3 separate regions of the Homo sapiens genome follow, and regions 2 and 3 are each linked to region 1. A link is a loop called in an ENCODE intact Hi-C map of the cell type or tissue named here. Cell type or tissue: GM12878. All regions are shown on one strand.

Evidence for each region. Hi-C counts contacts between places; a loop is a spot of excess contacts. Peaks named below come from ENCODE experiments on the same cell type or tissue, not always from the same donor. Only the 100,000 strongest peaks of a DNase experiment are listed, where the experiment ranks them.
Region 2: a loop joins it to region 1, with 2.8 times the contacts of the local background. A loop is called at or near these places in 3 of 110 quality-filtered maps.
Region 3: a loop joins it to region 1, with 4 times the contacts of the local background. A loop is called at or near these places in 21 of 110 quality-filtered maps.

What each region holds. Positions count from the first base shown.
Region 1 is chr3:71,872,044-71,880,043 of GRCh38, reverse strand. No RefSeq gene overlaps it. Among named protein-coding and RNA genes, the nearest start is that of PROK2, 91 kb to the right of the region's middle. RefSeq lists enhancers at 1,811-2,742, 3,673-4,604, 6,550-7,086. In GM12878, a CTCF peak has its summit at 4,465 (motif pointing left); a DNase peak (open chromatin) is centred at 4,453; H3K27ac peaks cover 439 bases.
Region 2 is chr3:72,172,229-72,180,228 of GRCh38, reverse strand. It overlaps LINC00870 (long intergenic non-protein coding RNA 870), which reads right to left. Exons shown (of 3, transcript NR_038221.1): 3 at 5,890-8,000. Among named protein-coding and RNA genes, the nearest start is that of LINC00870, 25 kb to the right of the region's middle. RefSeq lists a silencer at 2,371-2,510 and enhancers at 2,611-2,660, 2,671-2,730, 2,499-3,099, 3,051-3,180, 3,771-3,880. In GM12878, no CTCF peak of the experiment used is centred here; DNase peaks (open chromatin) are centred at 2,462 and 3,568; H3K4me3 peaks cover 1,285 bases; H3K27ac peaks cover 2,007 bases.
Region 3 is chr3:71,952,659-71,960,658 of GRCh38, reverse strand. No RefSeq gene overlaps it. Among named protein-coding and RNA genes, the nearest start is that of LINC00877, 140 kb to the left of the region's middle. RefSeq lists a silencer at 4,694-4,843. In GM12878, a CTCF peak has its summit at 4,991 (motif pointing left); DNase peaks (open chromatin) are centred at 2,048 and 4,898.

The DNA of each region.
Region 1 (8,000 bases):
TACAGATACAATAAACATCATGTCCTCAAAAGCATAGATACTAGTGAAATGTAGTAACACAGGAAGTGAAAAGTTTTGAGTCTTTACTATATTTGTGTTTAATATGATTTGTCCGTTTATGTAACTTAATTTTTAATGATGGCTGTGTTTAAAAACCGGCTCACAAAATTTCTGAAACTGTAACAATCTTGTGAGCTGGCACAGGCTAGCTGTGCTGGACCTGGTAATGCCCACCCCTGTTGGAAATCTCTGAACAAGAGATGATGGAGCTTTTCCTCAGACTTCATGGCCACAGCATCCTCTTTATGGGACATCTAAAGGGCCATCCCTTATTTTTAGATATTTTGCAGAAACATTTTAGGAAATTCTGATTTGGTTATTTCATAGTTGTGGAAACTGAGATGCTAAGTAAGTGTCTTGCCCAAGAATCAGATCCAAATACAAACTAAGCTCTTCTGAGCCTTGGTACTATAACAAAAGGTTTCTCGTTCATTCTGTGCTCAACACTGTCCCAGATTCATAGCTACCATTTGCTCCCACATGCTATTGAAGGTACTCTGCTCATCAATTACAAGCATCATTGCATTTAATGTTTCCAATACCCTATATGTGTGGTATCCCCATTCTACCGATAAGAAAACTTCAGTGCGGAGAGGTTCAGGAATTCCACAGAATGAAGCAAAGACGCGGGTTGCTAAGAGATACCCTGCTCCCATTAAAATATCCCGGCGTCCCACTGCTCCATACTGTGGCTGGATGTGGTAGAACAAGAATAAGGCTTATCATCTTCCTTTCTCAGCAAGAAAAGGCCATATGTGTTCCCTTCCATGCTGTGATCCTTAAGCCAAAACATCTCCACGGGCCAGCTTTAAGCAGCCGTGTGTGCTATCCCGGGCCAGTCACCCCACCCACATCTACTGATGTATGAGATGCTGAGTTTAGGGAGCAGAAGCAGGGAAAATCCCCTCGTCCCACTTCCTAGGAATCCACTTGGCAGTGTTAGTAATAAGAGCTTTCTACTCTTTTCTTAAGGTTTTTACCTTTCACATCCATGATGCCATTTGACCCTTAAAAGACTCCATGAATTATTCCTGTTTCTCACCTTGTCCAAGGTCACACAGCTCCAAGGTCAGCAAGCTCTGAATCATCTGCCCCTGTGTCTTTCCCAATGCAGCAAGCTGCTTTATGCTAACAATAGTGCATAGATTAAGTATAGTTCCCTCTGAATCCAAATGTAAATGACGTTTGAGAGACCTTCAAGATTTCAGGAAATGTGACACACGTATATCTTCAAATGCAAGTTTGAACAGGAGGAATAACGTTCACTAATAGCTCACATTTGTAGGAACTGAGACTTAAGGCCAACCCAGTAATTATGCAAGTAACCCATATATAGTGCTTCCTAGGTGTTAGGCATTGCGGTGAGGGTTTTATGTGCATTAACTCATTCAGTCCTCACAATCACAACCCTAGGACATGGCTATGATGGTTGTTATGATTTCATTTTACATATCGGGAAATATGGAGAGGAAAAGCACAGTCCTGACTCAAGGCATCTCTAACTCTGATGGTTTGAGGGGTGTGTGTATAGAAGGTAAAGGAGAGAAGAAGTGATTCCAAATGACGGTGTCTCGTGTTCTGTGTCCTAGTTTTCCTCGGCATCAGCACCGCAGCACCTCCAAGCTGCACATGTGCACTGGCAGCCTGGTTTCTGCTGCAGCCCCCTCTATTCATCATTCATTCAACTTAAGGCATTGAAAAATTCTATTAAAGTGCAAATCTTACCCTGGAGGGAAAATTCACAAGAACCGTAACCTGTAAAGTAAGTATTGTTATCCCATTTTACAGATGAGAAAAGTGAGCTCGGGGATGTTACGAGACTTACCTAAGCGATAAACTAGTAAATACTGAGAAGGGAGAGTCCAGATACAGCATTACAACTCTGAGAGTTCTGGCAAGCTAGAAAATACTAGAAAAGCACTGAATATTGAGTTTATGTCTGAATGTGAGGCAGGAGAGCGGGGAGCGAGTTATTGTAAGAGGACGTTGGAAGAATCTTGAGCAGAGAGGGGTGGGAAGAGACTTGGTGCTGGCTGCCCTTACCCTCCTGCTTCTAGTCCATATGCTGTGTCACCAGTGTCCTGGCAGAACCAACAGGCATTCCACTCACTTCTAGCAGGCTCTGAAGCTCCCCAGAGGACCCCCTTGCCTCACTGGAGTCCCCAGGGCCCATCTGGGGTCGGTCTCTGTCAGGAAGCCAGAGCAAATTTCTTACCCTTCCTCCCAGTTTTCCTGGTCTAGGCCTGTTTCTCTTTCCTGTGTCATTTGTCACCTTCCCCAGGAAGGTTATCTGAGGATGCAGAGAGGTAGAAAGTTGTCAGCTGTGATGCCTGCAGGCCAGGTGGGGAGGAAACGCTCTCTCCAAACCCCTTCCCAGCAAGCCTGGGTCCTGGCTCCCCCTGTCAGAGGCGCGTGAACCAGAACAACTCCATCTTGAATAGGAGCTGGGTAAAATGAGGCCGAAACCTGCTGTGCTGCATTCCCAGACGGTTAAGGCATTCTAAGTCTCAGGATGAGATGGGAGGTCAGCATAAAATACAGGTCACAAAGACCTTGCTGATAAAACACTTTGCAGTAAAGAAACCGGCCCAAGCCCACCAAAACCAAGATGGTGATGAGGGTGACCTCTGGTCGTCCTCACTGTTACACTCCCACAAGCACCATGACAGTTTACAAATGCCATGGCGACATCAGGAAGTTTACCCTATGGGGTCTAAAAAGGGGAGGCACGAAGAATCCACCCCTTGTTTAGCATATCATCAAGAAATAACCATAAAAATGGGCAACCAACAGCCCTCAGGGCTGTTCTATCTATGGAGAAGTCATTCTTTTGTTCCTTTACTTTCCTAATAAACTTGCTTTCACTTTACTGACTCGCCCTGAATTCTTTCTTGGGCAAGATCCAAGAACCCTCTCTTGGGGTCTGGATTGTGAACCCTTTCCTACAGCACCCCCATCTCAGGGTACCATCCCTCCAGTCTCCTCCCTGGGGTGGCCCCTGGGCCAAGAGGCCAGGAAGAGAGCTCTCCTTTGATCACTCCCTTGTCAAAGCAAAAGGATTAAGATCCTACCACTTCCAGCTCAGCAATTCTCGGAAGATCACTCCATGCCCTCCTTTCCACCTGTATGACACGGGGATAATGACAATGTCTTCCTGGGCTGGGTACGAGGATGCAATTAGTTAATCCATGGAAAGTACTCTCAGCCCAGTGCCTGGCACCTATGCCCAATCAATTGTTCAGCATTGTTAGTGCTGTTATTATCTATAGTTGAGAAGTAATAATACCAGTTGCAGTTATCTCAGGCTACACTCCATATTTTTACCACTTCGCTTTTCTTCTCAGACACACACATAAACACACCCCACTTAATGGCAGAGGGTTGCAGCTTTACAAGCAGAACCAGCAAAGGGAACTCAGTTTAACTCTGGCCTGTGCCCAACTCAAAGGGTGGCCTTCAGCAAATAAACACTCCTCTTTGGGCTTCCATCAGGACGTGTAATTTATCTGGAAATAGCTCAAGTGAAGTGTCAGGGGTCACAACTTAAAGAGCTCAGGCCAAATCCAATTGTCAGAGAAGTTCTTGGGCCAACACTGTGCTCTGAAAATGGAGCAACAGGTTAGGGGCTGTGGTTCACGCCTGTAATCCCAACACTTTGGGAGGCAGAAGTGGGTGGATTGCTTGAGCCCACGAGTTCAGGATCAGCTTGGGCAACATGATGAACCCTCATCTCTATAAAAACAACAAAAAAGAAAAATACAAAAATTAGCCAGGCATGGTGGCATGTGCCTGTACTCTCAGCTACTCTGGAGGCTGAGGTGGGAGGATCACCTGAGCCTGGGAGGCGGAGGTTGCAGTGAGCCATGATCGTGCCACTGCACTCCAGCCTCGGCAACAGAGTAAGACCCTGTCTCAAGAAAAAAAAAATGGGGTGACATCACATCACAGTCCAGATATCTGGCTCCTCCCAGCATTTGGGGTGATCCGGTGGAGCCAGGAAGAGCTTTGCGAGGCATCTTTAGCCTTTCAGCCAATTCTCCTCTTTCCTCCTGCTCATGCAATCATTCCCTACCTGGCCCCTAGAGGCCTTTGACTTTGTGACCCTCTGAACCCACTAAATTCTCAGGTGGTTTCCGCTTTCAAATTCAGCAGTTGAAACCTCAGTTCTGACTTGCAGGGCTGGGAAGGATTTGTCTCCCTGCTGCAGGGGGTTAAGTGGCTGCTTTTGAAAGGACAAAGCTAGAGATGACTCGATAAGATAAGGAGCTCTGTTTTCAGGAGGAAAGAACAGGATTTTGTTGTGATCCAGAGGATAACAGTCTGAGCCTCTCATTCATCAGCCCATCCCTCCTCCCTCCCCTTAGCAGGCGCTCAGGGCCACCATGGGATGTGTCTGCAGCTGCTGCCATCTGCTGGGGCATAAAGTTGCTGCAGCCTGCCTGGGGATGGCATTTCTAGGGTTTGCACAGGTGTTTCCTGCCAAGCCCCGAATGATAGCTCTTGTCCCAGTAGAGGCAGTGGGCTCACCGCTACAGTTGCTGGTATTTATCAAGCACCTGCTATGAGCCAAATACTATTTTAGAAATTCCATGAGTTTTCCTACTAATCCATTTGCTAGAATAGAAGCCCACATGGGCAGGGAGTTTTGTCTCTTTTCTTCACAGCAGCAGCCCTTGTGCCTGGAACAGTGCCTGGCACAAGGAAGGAACTTGGTACAGGTGGGTTGCATGAGAACAAGTGTAAAGACAGATTGTGTCGTTATGTCCATTTTATGGATGAGGAAATTGTCACTCAGAGACACAAAGGCTCAAGGTACTATGGGTAAACCTGTGGGAGAAGCTGAAACATTCCTGGTGTGGGCAGAGCTTGTCTATCACTGCAGGTGATTTTGAAGATGGTCAAGACAGGCAACAGGTAGGAATGAACACCTCAGGTAGCCAGGGTCCTTTGAAGTTCAGAAAACCCAGGGTGCAAACCATCAGGAAACTAAGCCAAATCCACGAAATGTTGCAATGGGGCCCGGGGACCTGGCCAGGGCAAGAGGCCCTTCACATGTGTTTTGTGTGTGTTTTTTGAATTAGGAAACTTAATTTTTTTTTGAACAGTTTTAAATTTACAGAACAACTGAGTGGAAAGTACAGGGAGTTCCCATATATGCTCTCACGCCTACCCACACATATGCACACACAGCCATTTTCCCTATTACTAACATCTTGCATCAGCATGAAACATTTGCTACAATTGATGAGCCAATATTGATAACATGATTTTTAACTAAAGTTCATAGATTGCATTAGGGTTCATTAGGGTTCACTTGGTGATGAACATTCTGAGTTTTGAAAAATGCGTGATGTCATATATCCACCATTACAGAATCACACAAAATAGCTCCATTCCTTAAAAATCCCCTGTGCTCCACTTATTTTATTTTATTTTTTTCAGACAGGAGTTTTGCTCTTGTCACCCAGGCTGGAGTGCAATGGCATGATCTCGGCTCACTGCAAGCTCCGCCTCCCAGGTTCAAGCGATTCTCCTGCCTCAGCATCCCAAGTAGCTGGAATTACAGGTGCCTGCCACCACACCCGGCTAGTTTTTTGTATTTTTAGTAGAGATGGGTTTCTCCACGTTGGCCAGCTGGTCTCGAACTCCTGACCTCAGGTGATCTGCCCACCTCAGCCTCCTAAAGTGCTGGGATTACAGGTGTGAGCCACCGCGCCGAGCCCGTGCTCCACCTATTTATCCTTCCCTCTCCTCCAGCCCCTGGCCGCCGCTGATCTTTTTACTATTTCTATAGTTTTGCCTTTTCTAGAATGTTATATACTTAGAATCATACAGTATACAGCCTTTTCAGATTGGCTTCTTTAACGTAATAATATGCATTTAAGGTTTCTCCATATCTTTCCATGGCTTACTAGCTCATTTCTTTTTATCACTGAATAATATCCCATTGAATGGATGTGCCACAGTTTGTTTATCCATTCACCCATTAAAGGACATCTTGGTTGCTGCTGCTTTTTTTGGAGATGGAGTCTCACTCTTACTGAGACTGGAGTGAAGTGGCGTGATCTCAGCTCACTGCAACTTCCACCTCCCGGGTTCAAGTGATTTTCCTGCCTCAGCCCCCTGGGTAGCTGGGATTACAGATGCCTGCCACCACACCTGGCTAATTTTTGAATTTTTAGTAGAGACAAGGTTTCACCACCTTGGCCAGGCTAGTCTCAAACTCCTGATCTCAAATGATCTGCCAATCTCAACCTCCCAGTGTGTTGGGATTACAGGCGTGAGCCACTGCACCCGGCCACATTTGGTTGCTTCTAAGTTTGGCAATTATGAATAAAGTTTCAATAAACATCTGTGTGCATGTTTTTGTGTAGACATAAGTTTTCAACTCACTGCGTAAATACTTAAGAACCCAATTGCTGGATTGCATGGTAAGTTTTGTAAGAAACTGCCAGATGGTTTTCCAAAGTGGCTGTACTCTGTTGTGCTTCTGAACATAGCTCTTAGATCAGGCCTGCTGGCCAGGGTTTTCCCATTCTCGAAGTAGAGGTTAGGCCTGGGAGTCCTCTGGTCCCATCGGCAGTCTGCCCTTTTGCTGAGCCAAATCCACTTCCTCTGGTGAAAGGTGCAAGAAAAGCGCTTTTCTTTTCATCCTACAAAGAGGGACCTACTTTAGATGAGGTATAATGCTGTGGCAATCCCGGATGTTTGAAATTCCCAAGTCATCCCCTCAGGCTGGTGAAGGGGCCCACGGCTCTCAAGAGTCAACCTGTGCCTTTGGTTCAGAATACTTGACCTGAGTGTGCGCGTGTGGGTTGAAGAAAACAGCTACTGTTTTGATGTGCGGTACTTTTGGTTCCTGCCTAAAACCGTGATGAAACCAGTGCCTCTGGAATCAAAATATCCAGCTCTTGTTCCCTTTCCACTCTTTCTACAAGGTCAACAAGTTAGGTAACAGTTTAATTTGCATCATTCCAAAATTTAGAGTAATTAGAATATTAAAATTTAGGGTAATTAGGGAGATAATGGAACTATAAGCATGCCAGGAGTTTATTTTACTTTTCTTCTCTCTTTTTTTTTTTTTTTTAAAGGCTATGAAAAATCAGATATGACCCCTTTAACGTTACTTTAAAAACACAATTTTAAAGGTAGGCTAATATGAAACTGAAACTATAGGAAAGAAAGGGCTTTCTTAGTTATGCTTTTGACATTATTTTCCAGAATCCAAAATGCCATGTTTGCTTGCTTCTACACAATGGCATCTCCTCTCCCTGCCTCCCCCAAAAAACAAAAACCAACCAATCTAAAAAACTTTATATTCCACCAATAACTTGGAGCAAGTCATTTAATCATCAGCTTATTTTTAAAGGCTAATGTTCTTTGGTGATTGCCTAGGAAAACTCAGAGACTCTCACTTGAACTACTTCAATCTGTGAAGAGGAAAAAAATACTTTTGTTTTGCTGGTCGGAGGAGGGTTTATTTATGTGTCTCATTTTACAAGCCTAAGCACTGCAAATGTAAACTCTCTGAAGGAAGATTTTTGTTCTAATGACTTAACTGAAACCAGAAGCATCTCTCTTTGATTTACTGGAACAAGTCCAGTGTGGTCTTGATCTAGCATTATAGAACACGTGTCTCTACCTATGCAGCTGAGAAAACTTACCTTTTCTGTTCCAGCCAAGTAATTTCTCAAAGAATGAGGATGGGTGAAGTCTAGCAAAAAACAAACAAACAAACAAACAAAAGTTAAAAAATTCTCCAGATGATTCTTATAGAAACTGAAGTTTGGGAACCCCTGCTTAAGGCAATACTTACTTTTTCCCTTTTTAATTTTTTTTTTCCTTTTCAGCTTTCCCTACAAAACAACACATTATGTTTTTCCTGAATGTTTGAGCACTGAAAATATATAAATAACACATTCTGGATAAGTATTTTCTTC
Region 2 (8,000 bases), 300 kb before region 1:
GAGACAGGGTTTCGCCATGTTGGTCTGATCTCGAACTCCTGCCTGCCTCGGTCTCCCAAAGTGCTGGGATTACAGGCGTGAGCCACCACACCCGGCCAGCTGAGTTACTTGTAATAGTCGGGAAGGGGAACTTACATGAAAAAAGAAGGAGGTTTCAGAGGTCACAACTATGAGCAGTAAAGCTAAGAAAAAATGAAAGCTGAACGGGACCCTCTTACTCTCAGATTTCTGCATGGCTCCCGCCCTTGTCTTTCATTCCAGCCTCTGTTCAGATGTCACATTCTGCATACAATGGCACCTCCTAACAGAAGAAATGATGGCATGGGCATGCAATCTGCAAAATCCATACCACAGGATATTCTAGGGGACAAATGACCTGGCCATTTCAACAAAAACCTGCAAGAAACAAAAACGAAGAAAGGAAATGGGTAAGAACCTAAAGACTGAAAGAGATTTGTTAGAACCTGAATTTAAGTAAGGTTCATAGCATGCAAAAATATTCGTGACAATGGGGAGGTGTGAACACTGATGGGACATGATTGCATATTAAGGAGTCCTGGTTATTTTTTAAGTGTGATAATGGCATTGAGGTTATGTTTTGTAAAAGTCCCTATCTTTTAGAGTTAAAATAAATGACACCTCTCCACCTTCACACTCTATCTTACTTACCTTGTGCAGGGGAGGAAAGATTTCTTTTCACAAGAGAAAAGCATAGAAATTTATTTAATATAGTTTTATATGACATGGGTCCCTTTAGAAGTGAAAGACCGCAAAAAACAACAACGGGGAAACCTGTGTATTTTTACGCTAAGTTTCATGAAGAGGTGGATAGTCCTGGAGCAGTGCGATTGGACAAAGGGGGTGTGATCTACTGATAATAACCTGGGGGCCTGTTTGTTCAGATTCTTTGCTGAGTTCCTGCTTCATATACTCTCCTTTCCTCTGCTTATGACGTAGGCACTGCCCACATGAGTAGTATTCCACTGTATTCCACATGAGGCTCTTATGACCGACTTCAGCAGAAGGTCAGAGGATTCTATGATGTTTGATGGTGTGCTTCAGGGGAGAAGGGTTGGGGTCAAAGAGACCTTCCCGCTTCTGCTGGTTTTCTCAGATGCCAAGATGCTCTATTTTGGGGTAACATGTCCTAAACCCTATCACCTGCCTAATGTTACTTATTAGCTCTCATTTCCCCTGACACTTTCCCTTTTTGTTTTCTTGAGTAGAAGCTTCATAAAGGCAAGACCTTCATCTTACTCACAGCAGTTGATTCTATCACCTTGTATGGCCCCTGACACATAGAAGGTGCTCAATAAATTTTGTTGAATGGATGCATGAAGTGTTTGAGAAAGTTCCCCTGTGAGTAAAATGTCAAAGAGTTGAAAAACAGAAAGAAACAATGAAGCCTGGGGACATGGTTTCTGAAATCAGGTTTTTATTTTATTATTATTATTTTTTACAGTGCAAAGAGCTGGCTGTGAAAGGCAGCTTTGTTAGAACTATTTATGAAATTCTCACTTGTGCCTGACTGCGGGGAGATAAAAATCAACCTCCACAAAGGCCTCCCAGCTTGAGTTGTGGCTGCTGCACTATGGGTTTGTTTATGTTTAGCAGGTGGGGTCCACAGGGAGCCTGTGACCAGGGCAGGGGCTGCAGCAGTTGAAGATATGCCTGTCATTATTTAATTAAATCATCTCGGGCATGTCCCCTAACTTCTCCGAGCCTCAGTTTCATCTATGGTAAAAGGAGGTTGATTATCCATCTACTCACAGGGGTTCTGAGAGAAGCAAAGAACGGGCTGGTCCCAAGGAACTGCATTTGATAAGCCCCCTCCTCCCCCCACCCTACCCCTTCCCCAGGTGATTCTCAAGCTGGTGTCCCTGGGATCACCCCTGGAGAAACCACACCGATGGAAGTCACTTGAAACACAGGAGAAAAGATTCTAAAGTTGTGTCTAAACCAAAAATTGCTAACAGTCAAACTGCCTTTCAAAATTCTCTGGGAAGGGACCTCCCTGGAGAGGACAGCCATCTCTCCATGAGGTCAACACAGACATTGTTTCCTCCAGTGCTGAAACAGACCACCGTGCTTTCCCTGGGCCCCAGATGAACGGGGTGACGTGAGGCTCACCCCCGTTATGGGAAGACACTCTCACTGAGCGGGGCTCGGAGAAACTGGGACCCAGTGGTTGGCACAGCCAGGTTCTGAACGCAGACCATCTGGCCCCAGAGGCAAGGTCCTAACCCCTGTGCAGTGAGGGTGTCCATGGGGACCTCCACGGACCGGCAGTGCTTGGGTTAAAGCAGCCTTAGGGCCGTCGGTCTGGACGCGGCGCACACGCAGAAGTGAAGAGGGGAGGAGGGGAGGTGTTCAGTGCAGCGGAGTTAACCACAGAAACCACGGCGAGGGGAGGCGTGGGCCCTCGCCCGGCTTCGGTGGTCACTGGTCTCACGGGCGGTACTAGGCAGGTGAGCTGTGATTAAAAATTGGCTCAGCCACCGGTCCTTTACCCAAGCTGCTCACAAGTCAGAGAGGCTGGCTGCTTTGAGTTTCCTCTGTTTCTTTCCTTTTTCTTCTTGGTTATAGGCACTGCACAGTGTTAGCATAGCTCAGAAGGAGACCCCGGGATAACAAAAAGGCCTGCACGATCCCCAGCCTGACCATCAACAGGGACCTGCCATGGGTCAGAAGGGACCTGCCCACACATGTCCGCATGTCCTCTGCGGCTGGGGAGGAGGAGGCAGGATTCCTGGCTTCCCTCCAGGCTCTGCAACCACTTCCCCTCCTCCCTCTCTCCTGCTATTAAATTTAGGTCTCTTTCCGGAATGTTCTAAGCCTTTTTAAAGGGAGCAACACACTGTTCCTGCGTTGGCTGTTACCTCTGAGAAACCGGGAATAAATTGCCAAGTAACTGCCGATGGCTTTGAGCCTGGACTCTGGGCTCGGGATCCTCCTAGGCCCACCCCTGGGATGAGTCATCGTCAGTCGGAAGGACCTCTCCCTCCTAAGACCCCTGAGCTGCTCCAGGCGCGGCTGTAAAAGCTGGCCTCGGCATGGCCCCTGTCTCTCCCCACGCCTGACCGCCCTGCTCCTCACCCCACTGTCCTCTCCCTGATGTCAGCTCATTCATTCCACCGGTCTCTGTCACAGATCCCAACAGGCTCTGCCTGTGGCAGCTGCCCCTCACTCCTGGGCAGGCTGATCCCACCCTAACGGTTTCCAACAACTGCTGGCTTTGCCTGAGGGTCCTCTCTGGCTGCCCCAGCCAGCCCAGCCCCTGGTACAAGCCAGGCCAGAAGTTCCAGGGTGTTACCCCTCCAGTCCCCAGCTGCCCTCAGCCATGCCTGGTGGACACACACCCCAGGTCCAGTGCCCCTCCATGGGGATAGCTAAGGTGTGTTTTACTCCCCATGCTGCGGACCCCAGTTCCCCACAGACACACCCTGTAGGGCTTTTTCTCCCTTCCTTGTCTCACTTCCCCTCTCTTACTGGGTCACCTAACCACTTGCACAGACATCTGCGCCAGTGGGAACTCAACCTTGAGAGCGCCTTTCAGAGGCTTAACACATATTCATGGTGAGCCAGGTAACTAACCACTTGGGCCTGTCTTACGAAAAGAGGTGTGACCGCAAACGGACGGATCTGACCCCAGACATTGCAGAGGTCAGCCTCACAGACACAAGGGCTGCTGAAGCACTACTACCAAATTTGCAATTCGCTTTTAAAAGATTTGAGTTCCTACCATGGGCCAAGCAGTGTGCCAGGCTCTGGTGATACAGGGTTGGGCAAATTAGACAAGAACTTTCTTTACTGGGGTATACCTGCTGGTGGAACTATCCAATGACTAAGACAAAAAAAGTCAATTGTTTAAGTGTTATGCAGAGTGTAATGTGTTACTTTAGGTGCTCAGGGAAAGTCATGTTTAGGCTGAGCTATGAATTATACAAAGGAGCCAAATGGATAAAGGTAAGACAGATGGGCCGGGCGCGGTGGCTCATGCCTGTAATCCCAGCACTTTGGGAGGCTGAGGTGGGTGAATTGCTTGAGCCCAGAAATTCAAGAGCAGCCTGGACAATGTGGTGAGACACCGTCTCTATAAAAAATGCAAAAATGAGCCAGGAATGATGATATGCACCTGTAGTCACAGATACCCAGGAGGCTGAGGTGGGAGGATCATAAGCCCAGGAAGTTGAGGCTATGGTAAGCCATGACTGTGCCACTGCACTCCAGCCTGGGCAACAGAACAAGATACTGTCTCAACAGCAACAGCAACAACAACAACAACAACAACAAGACAGGAGATCACAGATAGAGGGAGCAAAAGCATGAAAATGGGAAGCTTTCTCAGAGTGCTATGAATGGAGCGGCTTCCTGGAAGCTGGGCAGTGACTAAGGGCAGTGCCTGGTACAGAGTGTAGGCTCAACCTGGTCTTGGGATTAGGGCAGAATTCTCTGCGGAAGTAAGGAGACATAAATCTGAAGAATCAGAAGGAGTAATTGAGGACTAGGAAGAGAAAGAGACTTCCAGGCAGAGAGAACAGCATATGCAAAGGTCCTGAGGCTAGAGACTGCCCAGTACATTTTGACTGGCTAAACAGGAATTAAGGGGTAGAGGGCTCAAGATGAGGCTAGAGGGGTAGTGTGATTGATAATCTTATTGTTCAGCAAACGTTCACTCTTCTCCCTGCCCATTTAGGGAAGAGGATACTTCCTCTGCCCCACCAACTTGAGGCTTGTCCTTGTGACTTGCTTGAGTCAATGAACAGAAGCAACTACAACATAAGCAGAGGCTTGAAGTGTGCAATTCAACTTGGTCTCTGGCATCCCCACTATTCGCCATGAAAAGAGTATACTCTGGTTAGCAAGTGAAGCAGATTGAGGTCGATCCTCAGCCTGGAGCTAGCTGAACCGTACAGTCAGTGGAGAGAATCGATAGTTATTTTAAGCCACCAAATGTTGAGGATGATTGTTACATAGCATTATTTTGGTAATAGCTGACTAATACAAGTGGGTAGGGAACCAATCCTGAAGGGAGGCCACTAAGAAGTTATGCAGGGAGCGCTTGCTACCTGCGCAGATTGGTCAGCTGGGTTGGGAGGTTACTTCTATGCAGTTGTCCTGCAAAGATGATGTAATGCAGATAAATGAATGATTTATGGGAAGCTAAAAAGTTGCCTTTGGGCGAGATCAAGGAGCCAGGCTGCTGAGAATAAGCCTTCATATGACACAAATCCTAAGCTTGGCTTTCCTTATCAGTCCCAGGTAAAAGGACCGTCTGTGTGCATGGTCTAGGATGTTTAGTGTGAAGTCAGGTCACGCTGTCATTTCCAAGGTGAACTCCTTATGGGCAAAGATTTAACTGTGGACAGAAGTACAGATAAATATGCTGACAGAAATGAAGAGAAGATGAGTCAAAATGGAGGCATACAAACTCAGGGAATAAAATGTTATACCTTTCAAAGTGACAGTGGAAGGCTGACCACCATTTCGGCTCCTCCCAAAGGGGCTGCTGTCCCTTGAAATACAAACTCCCAGCAGTATCGGTGGTTCTGGAATGGGAGCATCTGTTCTCCAAGGGAATTACAGGACAGAGCAGGAATCTTCAGTGTGGGGAGGAGACAGGGGAAAAGAGGTGGGGTAGCTCAGACATGATCAGATGGGTCACTGTCTGGGACAAGCCATTTACAAAGACTATGTGAACAAAGTCAACCTTGATCTGGGTTGGCAGCTGGGTGGTGGTGGGGGAGAGAGTGTTATGTACTCAAAAGCCAGGGCTTCTATGAGGACATTTCCGGAAAAGTTACAGCCTTCCCTTGTCGGCTCTTGGAATAACTAGATTTCCTTCCTCATCTTAGAAAAATGCTTCTAGAGTCAACTGATAGCAATTGAAACAGTAGAAGTATCCAGTTTTTATTAAAATCCTGCTTTCATTACAGCTGCAAGGGATGGATCTAGAACTGATTTATGGAGCTTAGGGATTCTGTGAAGTCATACTTGGCCTTCACAGCAGGAGAGAGAGAAAGACAGAGAGAGGGGGAAGCAGTCAGAGGATGTAACCTCTCTACTCACTTGGGATGAAAAAGCTCCTTCTCTCTCCAACATACACAGGCACAGACGTCCTCCCAGGGGAGGTATTGTGGCCTGACTCTCACTTTGGGAAGATTCTTCTCCTGCTGCCATTTAGGACCAGAGCATGCTTTATCTCCAAAGGCTGGGCCCCTGTTTTATGCCTCCAGGGCAACACTCCTGGACTCACCTTGTTAACCTGAGTATCACACCATTCTCTGTCTTGATGGTAGAACTAGAGAGTCCTGAGGCACAGATGCTCAATTGCTCAGGTAAATCAAAAGGTCTCATATACTCAGCTTGGCAGAGGCTCAGAGCATGAACCAATTACTCCTCCCTTTATTCATGCAACACATATTTATCCATTATCTACTATGTGTCACTCATTGGAGCTACAGAGGTGAAGGCACAGCCTGACCAGTGAGAACAATGCTTCTCAACACTTTTGATGCCACAGCACATACTGAAAAGGCTCATTTTATAGGACATAACTCTGAGATGCATGGTAGCATTTCAGAGTTTCTGTCTCTTTTCTCTACTTTACCTTCTTCTGTTACCCTTGCTTTGTATGGACCACATCCCCAAAGGAGGGGGTGGCAGCTATTAATATGCCAAAATCCATATGGGTGGTGAACATGTTAACACTGAAAAATTCAAAATAATCGGAATGTCCATCTTAACGGAAGCAGATCCTGAGACAAAGATTCAAGTGCAGTTGTTACTGGGTTGGGGTTGTAGACAGCCCCAGGAGGGAAAGGAAAAGTGATATGGAGAAGGACAGGCAGCCAATCAAGGCAGGTAATTAAGCCAAGCACTACTGTGGGCAACTGGAGCTTGTACCCATGGAGAGAGCTCTGGGATATAGTGTACAGCACACACCTGAGTTGTCCCACCCAATGGGCAAGGGAGCTGGGGTATTTACACACCAGTCCCCCCTTAGTCATTGGTCAAGAGCTATTCCTGGCAGATGTTAATTCTATGGCAGTTTCCCCTGCTGAAATGATAGGCAGCATGGCATTCTGCAGATCTGAAACGAGACTTTCCACTCAGAAATGCAGAGCTGGCAGTGGAGTTTGGCTGGAGCACATAGAAATGTTAGAGATATGGGCAGGGCATGGACAGATCCTGCTAGATGCATCAGTGGGGGGTTAGTAAAATATTTGATAACACATCCTTCAAGCCCAGGATAATGTGGAACTATATTCATTGACACAGAAAAGTGCTCAGCTACACATTATTGAGTGAATGAAAGCAGCATAGAGAATATCCAATAGAGTTGGACCATTTGGATTGCCTATTTTTCTCTGTGCGTAAATGTGTCCGACACACTGGAAGGCAAGGCCAGGACCAGGGTGAAACAAGCAAGGCTCTTGCTTTGGGATAAAGTCTAAGGAAATGTCAAAAAGCTCAGTAATCAAGATAAATATTTCAACACAATATTTAAAAAATATCAACATTAATGCAAAAATTCCATGATGAACAAGGTCAGGATCTGACCTCGTATTTGCACAGCTCAGCCTCACTCACTTCATCCTAATCCCAGCCCTGTTGGATTCTGTCTCCTTAAAATTTTGACCATCTGAGGCAGAGAAAGAGAGAGAGGAGTTGGAGAGAAACTCTGGTTTCTTTCCTCTTCCGGCCCTCCAACCTCTTGCTAGTGCCTCCCTTGGTCAATTCCAACCACAGCTAACATTAGAGCCTTAAAATATCCACCTACAAGGTACAGCCTCCCCTCTCCTCCTTCTCCCTATTCTGTCTCCTCTCTCACCCCACAAGCCCAGCACAGAGCAGAGCAGCTAAAGGGCAAGGACTGGCACGGTTCCCTCAGGAACCTACAATAATTTGCAGGCAAAAAGAATCGCTTCCTGAGCAGGCCAACAAAAGCCTTAACAACTGAGACGTTGTCTTCTAGGCGCAGATCAGCAGTGGCCAGT
Region 3 (8,000 bases), 81 kb before region 1:
AGACCTCCTTTATTTCTAGAGAAAATCTTCCCCTATTTTTCTTTCCCTCTGAGATACTTCTCTTATCTTTTGACAGTAAACCTTGATGGCTAATTCATTAGCAACTGAAAAACTGCTTCGTCTTTCCTCCAGGGCAGCATGAGCTTAAATCCTCAAACTGTGAGGAGAGAGAAATTCTTTGCCCTCCATCCTTCAGGGGAGCACAGCAAAGGAAAAAAAAGAAAAACAACAAAATTATTTTTCTGTACTAAATTAAAATGTAATTAAACAAAATTAAGTAAGTTAAAATTCCATATTAACACCCTGTTCAAGGCTTGGTTCAAATGTCACCTTCCTAATGAGGTCTTCCCTGACCATCTTATTTTAATTGCAACTCCACACTCCCACCCATCTTGTACCCCCTACTCAGCTTTATTCCTTATAAAGGGTTGCAGCCTGCAGGCTGGGAAGTATAGCCTTGAGCAGAAACCAAAAGCAGGGTACTGAATTTGGACTTTATGCCAAAAGGGTTGGTTAAGTAGATATGTTTAACAGACTATAGGAGGGGCTATGAATGCGCATGACGGTGTAGTAAGCAAACATGCATGTTATATACATCCCATGTTCACTTTGAGATAGAGACTTGACATTTAAATGCATGAAAATTCAGCCCTATATGTCAAAAGGTGTAAACAGAGGACACAGAGGCATCCTGTATACAGTCCCTGTAACCCAGCCAGAACCAGTCCATGATCGGTAGTCTCTTATCAGGAAGAGAAGCTAGTCAGTGGTTTAAATTGGAGGTAGAGCAAGTCTTTTGAAAGTGCTGGTTTCTGGTTAACTCTTTTTTTTTTTTTAAATTGCATCTCACTTTAATGTGGAATCTAAAAACAAAAAAGGTCAAATGCACAGATATAGAGAATAAAACAGTGGAAAGGGGGAGATGTAAATCAAAAATACAAAGTAGCAGATATGCAGAGTAAACAAGTCGAGAGGTCTAATGAACAATTTGAGGACTGTAGTTAATAAAATTGTATTGAATTCGTGATTTTTGTTAAATAGATTTTAGCTGTTCTTGTTACAAAAAGTGTAACTATGTGAAAGGATAAACATGTTAATTTGCTTCACTGTAGTAACCATTTTACTATCTACATGTATGTTGTAAACCTCAAGTATAAATGATAAAATTTATTTTTAAAATGGCTGAGGGAGCTTATCACCACTAAACCTGCCTTATAAGAAATGCTAAAAGGAGTTTTTTTGAGTGGAAATAAAAAGATGCTGAAGTAACAACATGAAAACATATGAAAGTATAAATCTTATTAGTAAAAGTAAATACATAGTCAAATTCAGAATACTGTAATACTGTCACGGTAGTCTATAAATCACTTTTGTTTAATTCTACTTTAAGTTCTGGGATACGTGTGCAGAAAGTACAGGTTTGTTACAGAGATATACATGTGCCATCATCTAGGCTTTAAGCCCCACATGCATTAGGTATATGTCCTAATGCTCTCCCTCCCCTTCCACCCCACCACTCTCTGGTTAACTCTTAAGAAAGCAAGCCTAATGATGGTTAGCAAGGGAAGGGGTAAAATAAGGCATGTCCAACCTCCTATCATGCTGGGAACTCAGTTTTCAAGGTTTCTCAGAGGTCCCTTTGGCCAAGAGGGGGTCCGTTCAGTCAGTTGAGGGGCTTAGAATTTACTTGTATTTCTCAGATGTCAACTCTTTGAAGGCAAGGATTTTGTTTCTTTTGTTCAATATCTTAACCCTACCACCTAGAACAATGCCTGACATATAAATGTGCGATAAAGGTTTGCTGTGCAAATGAATGGAAATTGTCTAGACACTGACATCCTTCCACACTTGACTCACTGGCCTGCACACTAGGCTTCACACTGTCTGTGACCTAACCTATGAGCTGCCCTTCTTCGGTTTTCTTCTTTCCTCTCTTGTTTCACTTAGCATCTAACTGTGAAAGCTGCCTGAGATCAGGGAGCAGGAAATGGAAGCTGAAAGTTGCAGAACTCTTGATACACATATCAAAATGTTTGGGGCCCAGACTCTCAGAGCTAAATCCCAGCCCTCTCAAATGCTTTCAGACAGGGAAGATCCAGGTTTCTTGAGACCCACAGCCTATAAATTGGTGAGGAGAGGAAGGTCCTTTGAGGAAAAACAAAAGGAAATTAGGTATGACAGCCTGCATAGAATGAGAAGAGAAATCACATCATGTCTCTTACTGCAGACTTAGAGTTGCCATTCCCTTTCTTCTGAGATCTCCTTAGGCAGTTTCTCAGGGATGCTTACAGAGATAGGTTGCTGGCTGCACCACGGCCTCCTCTCCTGGTTCAGCTGACAGAAGCAAGGACATCATCTGGAAGTCTGTTAGAAATACAGGGTCTCAGGCCCTGCTGATATGGTTTGGACCTGTGTCCCCTCCAAATCTCAAGTTGACATGTAATCCCCAGTGTTGGAGGTTGGGGCCTGGTAAGAGGTTGATACGGTTTGCCTGTGTCCCCACCCAAATCTCATCTTGAACTGTAGCTCCCATAATTCCCACTGTTGTGGGAGATAATTGAACCATGGGGACAGTTTCCCCTATACTGTTCTCGTGGTGGTGGGAATAAGTCTCACCAGATCTGATGGTTTTATAAGGGGAAACCCCTTTCACTTGGTGTTCATTCTCTCTTGCCTGCTGCCGTGTAAGATGCACCTTTCACCTTCTGCCATGATTGTGAGGCCTCCCCAGCTATGTGTAACTATGAGTCCATTGAGCCTCTTTTTCTTTATAAAATACCCAGTCTCAGGTATGTCTTTATCAGCAGTGTGAGGATGGACAAATACAGAGGTGTTTGGAACATGGAGGCAGATCCCTCATTTATGGATTAGCATCATCTCCTTGGTGATGATGATGAGTGAGCTTTTGCTCTGTGTCCACACAGATCCGCTTGTTTAAAAGCATGTAGCACCACCCTACCCGCGCTCTCTTGCTCCTATTCTCACCATGTGACGAGCCTGCTCCAGCTTTGCCTTCCACCGTGAGTAAAAGCTCCCTGAGGCCTCACCAGAAGCAGATGCCTGCACCATGCTTCCTACACAGCCTGCAGAGCCACGAGTCAATTAAACCTCTTTTCTTTACAAATTACCCAGTCTCGGTATTTCCTTATAGCAATCCAAGAACAGTCCAGTACAGCCACCCTAGGCCCATTGAATCCAAGTCTGCCTTTTCTTTTCCTTTTATCCTTTTTTTTTTTTTTTTTTTTTTTTTTTTTTTGAGACAGGGTCTTGCTCTGTCACCCAACCTGGAGTGCAGGAGCGTGATCTTGGCTCACTGCAACCTCCACCTCCCAGGTTCAAGCGATTCTCCTGCCTCGGCCTCCTGAGTAGCTGGGATTACAGGCGCATGCCACCACGCCCAGCTAATTTTTGTATTTTTAGTAGAGACAAGGTCTCACCATGTTGGCTGGGCTGCAAGTCTGCCTTTTCATAAGGCGCTGGGGGATTGATTCCTATACACATTAAAGGTGGGTAGACATAGACTTTGTAGAGTCCTGTCAACTCCAAATGCCTCACCTTGGCTCCTGCCAGGAGCCCTGATGCTGACGTTTCCTCCTGTGATCCGTACACACTGTAGTCCAATCTGCCACTGGCTAATGCTACAGGGTGTCTGCCTGAGGGACCAAGACACTAGAGTCCTCACTGTGGCATTGCTACTGTCCACTTGTCCTTTATTAAGTGACCGTGGTGCATCCTAGCACAGTCAAAAGAGGGAGCTGTTGTACTGAAACAGAGGACTAGTGGGTCTTTATAGGACTTGGGACACTCCTTGAGGTGGTGGAGGATAGAGTAGAGGCCATCTGTCCCCTCATAGTTCCTCAGGCCTTAGTATTCTAGCCTTGGCCAGCACTTATCCACTGCTGAGGGCATTCTGGAACAGCTAGAACCCCTCCCTCTGCTAACAAGGCGAGCTGCAATACCAGAGAACGCATGCCCCAGGGTCTTTTCCCCATCCCATCCTACCCTACAGCCCTCAGCCAATGGCTGATGACAGCTGCAGCACAGGTGCGTGTTACACACTGGCTCCCAGGACACTTCAGCAGGATCATGCCCCTGTTGCCCACAGTGGTTACTTACTGGAGGGCACATCTCAGACTGGCATCCTTCCCTTCCCTGCCTCACTTCCCCCAATCCCTCATGAGTATTTCCTGGGGTTCCTTTCCAAATAAACTACTTGGACTACAATCTTCATCCCCGGGTCTGCTAGAAGGGAAACCCCCACCTAGGATTTGGGGTGGGGGTGGGGTGGGGTTAAGTAAAAATCCCAGGTTGATTTTTAATTTTTTTTCCTCTATGAATCGTGACAGCATCTGCAAAACTAGACCACTTCCTGGGAAACCATTCAGCTCAGCACAGGCTAGAAACTGTGGAAAGAACTGGAATGCAGACCTCCTGCTCACTGAGCAGGCAGGGCTTAAAACTGCTGTTGTGTTAACTCAGGGTTTCTCAACCTGGGCATCAGGACCACAGGATTCTTTGCTCCCAGGGTTGGGGGTGCTGCTCTGTGCGCTGTGTGATGTTTAGTAGCATCTCTGGCTTTTGCTCACTAGATGCAACTAACACACACACACACACACACACACATCCCATTGTGATAATCAAATATGTTTCCAGACATTGCCAAATGTCCCCTGTGGGGCAACAAATCGCCCCCGGTTCAGAACCACTGGGTTAACTGAACTCTTTCTTCTGAGCAATGGCAAACAAAACCCAGGCTGACTGTTTCCCACCTGCGGTGAAACTTGCAGTCCTTTGCTTTACCTCTGATGCGCCTGCCCTCTGCCCTGCCTGGCTTCAAGTCCTCATTATAAAACCCATTTGTCACCGCTTCCTTTTTGAGGATTAATTTCTAGATTGTCTGCTGATGGCTAGCTGGGATTGCATTTCTGGTAAAAAAGAAAAAAAAAGCCCAACACATCAGCTCCCTGCTGGTCTCAGAATTCCAGAGTGCCCTCAAGTGGCCAGAAACTGCCATCTGTTTGGCTGCCCTCCAAATTCCAGGCTGCTCTGGAAAGAACTATGGGGGGCAGGGACCTTCCCCTTGCTTGGTGCTTCTAGAAAATCTGTTTTCTCACAACGTGACAAAAATTCAGCAGTGTCTCCTTCAGGCTGTTTCTTGGAGCATGTTTTTGAGCGCATCCCTGAGAGGTTGATCCTACGGGCTGTGTGTGCATGTGTTATGAACGTGTGTGGTTTTCAAAGTCTGGTCAGTAATGAGGAATGCAAATGGAGTCAGTGCTGAGAGAAGGGGCTGCAGGCCACACCACCGTGCTGGGCACACATAAATGAGCCTTGCGTGCTGGCAGAGGGCAGTCAGACCCTGTCAGCTGTTACAACCAGGTGAGCTGCAGGGAGACCTCTGGGAAAGAGACCGCAGTCTTTATCCAAGTGGCCTCCGTTACCTGCAACCAGGTCACACAGACTCTGTGTTCTCTCTTGATTCACCAGTTTTAACATGTGGCAGCCACCAGAGAGAAACCAGGTCTAATTCTCCAGTTTTCCAGGCCTACTTCAGTTCCCAAGACTACCTTTTCTAGAGGGACGCTCCAAGAGATGGGGAGATAATGGAAGTGCCTAATCGCAAAGCCCTACAATATAATTTGTAGGAAGTAGGCAAAGTGCATGCAAAATGAACATTAAAAGCTAAGGAGCTATTCAGGCTGGAAAGAGGAGAGGTTTTCGGCATCGGGTGGTCTTCCAGCCTACCTGTCACTCACCCTCTTCAGGACTAGGCGGGGACCACTGTGCTCTCTGCAGACATATTTCAAAATACACTACAGCACACAGCACAGAGCACTCAGCACAGAGAACTCAAAACAGGTTTTTCACTTGCATGAAGCTCCCTCGGTGCCAACTCTATGTGGGCATTCAGTATTTCCCACTATCAAGCTTCACTGTAATTGCATAGGGTCAGATTCCTGGACAGACCGGAGGCTCTGGGGAAACACCAAGGCCTGTGTCTCTTCACAGGAGACTTCGGACACAGCACAGGGTCTGGCCTCCAGGGGCACACTGTCTTTATTTGTTGAAGGAACACTTAAATCAGAGATCGGTGGATTTTGAAAGACAAAAAAGAAAAGAGATGGAATTCATGTAAGGAAATGGCAGACCCTAAGACAGAAATGTGCTGAGTCTGTTTGGGGAATAGTGAGAAGGCCCATTTTGAACTAGAGAAGATGGCTTACGTAATGAAACAGTGAAGAATCATGCTGGAAGGTTGCTGAGGGGCAAGAGAACAACTGATCTTCATTTCCTAAGTCAATAAAATATTCACTAGCAGTTGGTCATGTCTCACCTTCTTTTTCTTGATGAATATCTTATAATGCCCCTTTACCACCCTGAAATGAAATTCATCTTTTCAATATAACCCACCTACTCGCATAATTTTAAAAAATAAGTATAATGGCCCAAGTCTAGTCTAAAAAAGAAAGAAATGTCATTTACAATATCATATGCATAGGCCTGGATTTATTAGGAGATATAATGAAGTAGTCAGATGTTTGCAACTCATAATGGAAAAATTTGAATATAAAAAATGTAAGGCAATATTCAGCTGAATATTCACACACGAGGAATCACTGTGGTGGCGAGAGCTGCAACTGTAGACTGTTAACAGGCGTATTGCTTCGGTGACTCTAATACCTTAAGGAGATTTGCTATTGGCAATGTTATTTTTGAAGCGGAGAAAAACTTTTGGCAAAGGTTCAAACATAACTAAGTGCAACTATCCATTGATTTACAGTCACTGTGTTTCTAGAATCTATAATACATATTAAGATCCCATGCAAAAAAAAAAAAACATTGTGCTAGTATGTAGCTGGAGAATTCAGACAGGGAACAGGACACAGAGCTTGACTCTGTGATGTCCAGGGCCATAGCTGGAATACTCAAAGGCTGAAGTCTAGAATAATCTGATGGCTTCGCTGGGGCTGCAAGACCTACTTTCAAGGTGGCTTATCTACACAACTGGCAAGTTGGTGCTGGCTGTTGGTAGGATGCCTCTCTCCCTGTGAAATTTCCCCACAGGGCTGCTTGAGTGTCCTCACACCATGGCAGCTGGCTTCCTCCAGAGTGAGCAATCCCAGAGAGAGGGACAAACCGAAGCTCTTCCTTTTACAACCTAGCCTCAAAAGTCACATAGCATCACTTCTACCACATTCTTTTCCTTAGAAGAGAGTCTTTAAGTCTGGTCTGCATTCAAGGAGAGGGGAATTAGGCTCCATGCCTTGAAGGAAGAGGTATCAACAAACTTGCAGACATATACTAAAACCACCATAGCTCAGATAACTTGCAATAGGGTTTTCAGGAACATTCAGTCTACTCAAAATTACATGGGATGGGCCGAGTGCAGTGGCTCACACCTGTAATCACAGCACTTTGGGAGGCAGAGGCAGGCGGATCACCTGAGGTCAGGAGTTCGAGACCAGCCTGGCCAAAATGGCAAAACCCTGACTCTACTGAAAATACAAAATTAGCCGGGCGTAGTGGTACGCATCTGTAATCCCAGCTACTCTGGAGGCTGAGGCATGAGAATCACTTGAACCCGGGAGGCAGAGGTTGCGGTGAGCTGAGATCACATCACTGACCTCCAGCCTGGGTGACAGAGCGAGACTGTGTCTCAAAAAAAAAAAACAAAACAAAGCAAACAAACAAAAATTACATGGGATGTAGAATAAAAATCCATAATGTGGGACAATCCCACATATTACAGACTGTCTTATGCTCTGTAACCCCATCCCTACTCCACCAAATGCCAGTAGCACATCTTTATCATTGTGAAATGCAAAACACCCCCTACACCTGCATAATTCTCTCTCCTTGAGAACCACTGTAATGGATCATAAGAACAACTAAAAATTTGGGTCAAGAAAGCAACAAAATCAGACCCAGGCATTATGATTAGTCTAGCAGCAGCATACGGGAAAGTCTTCCAATTACTTTTAAGATCTATGCCTCACACT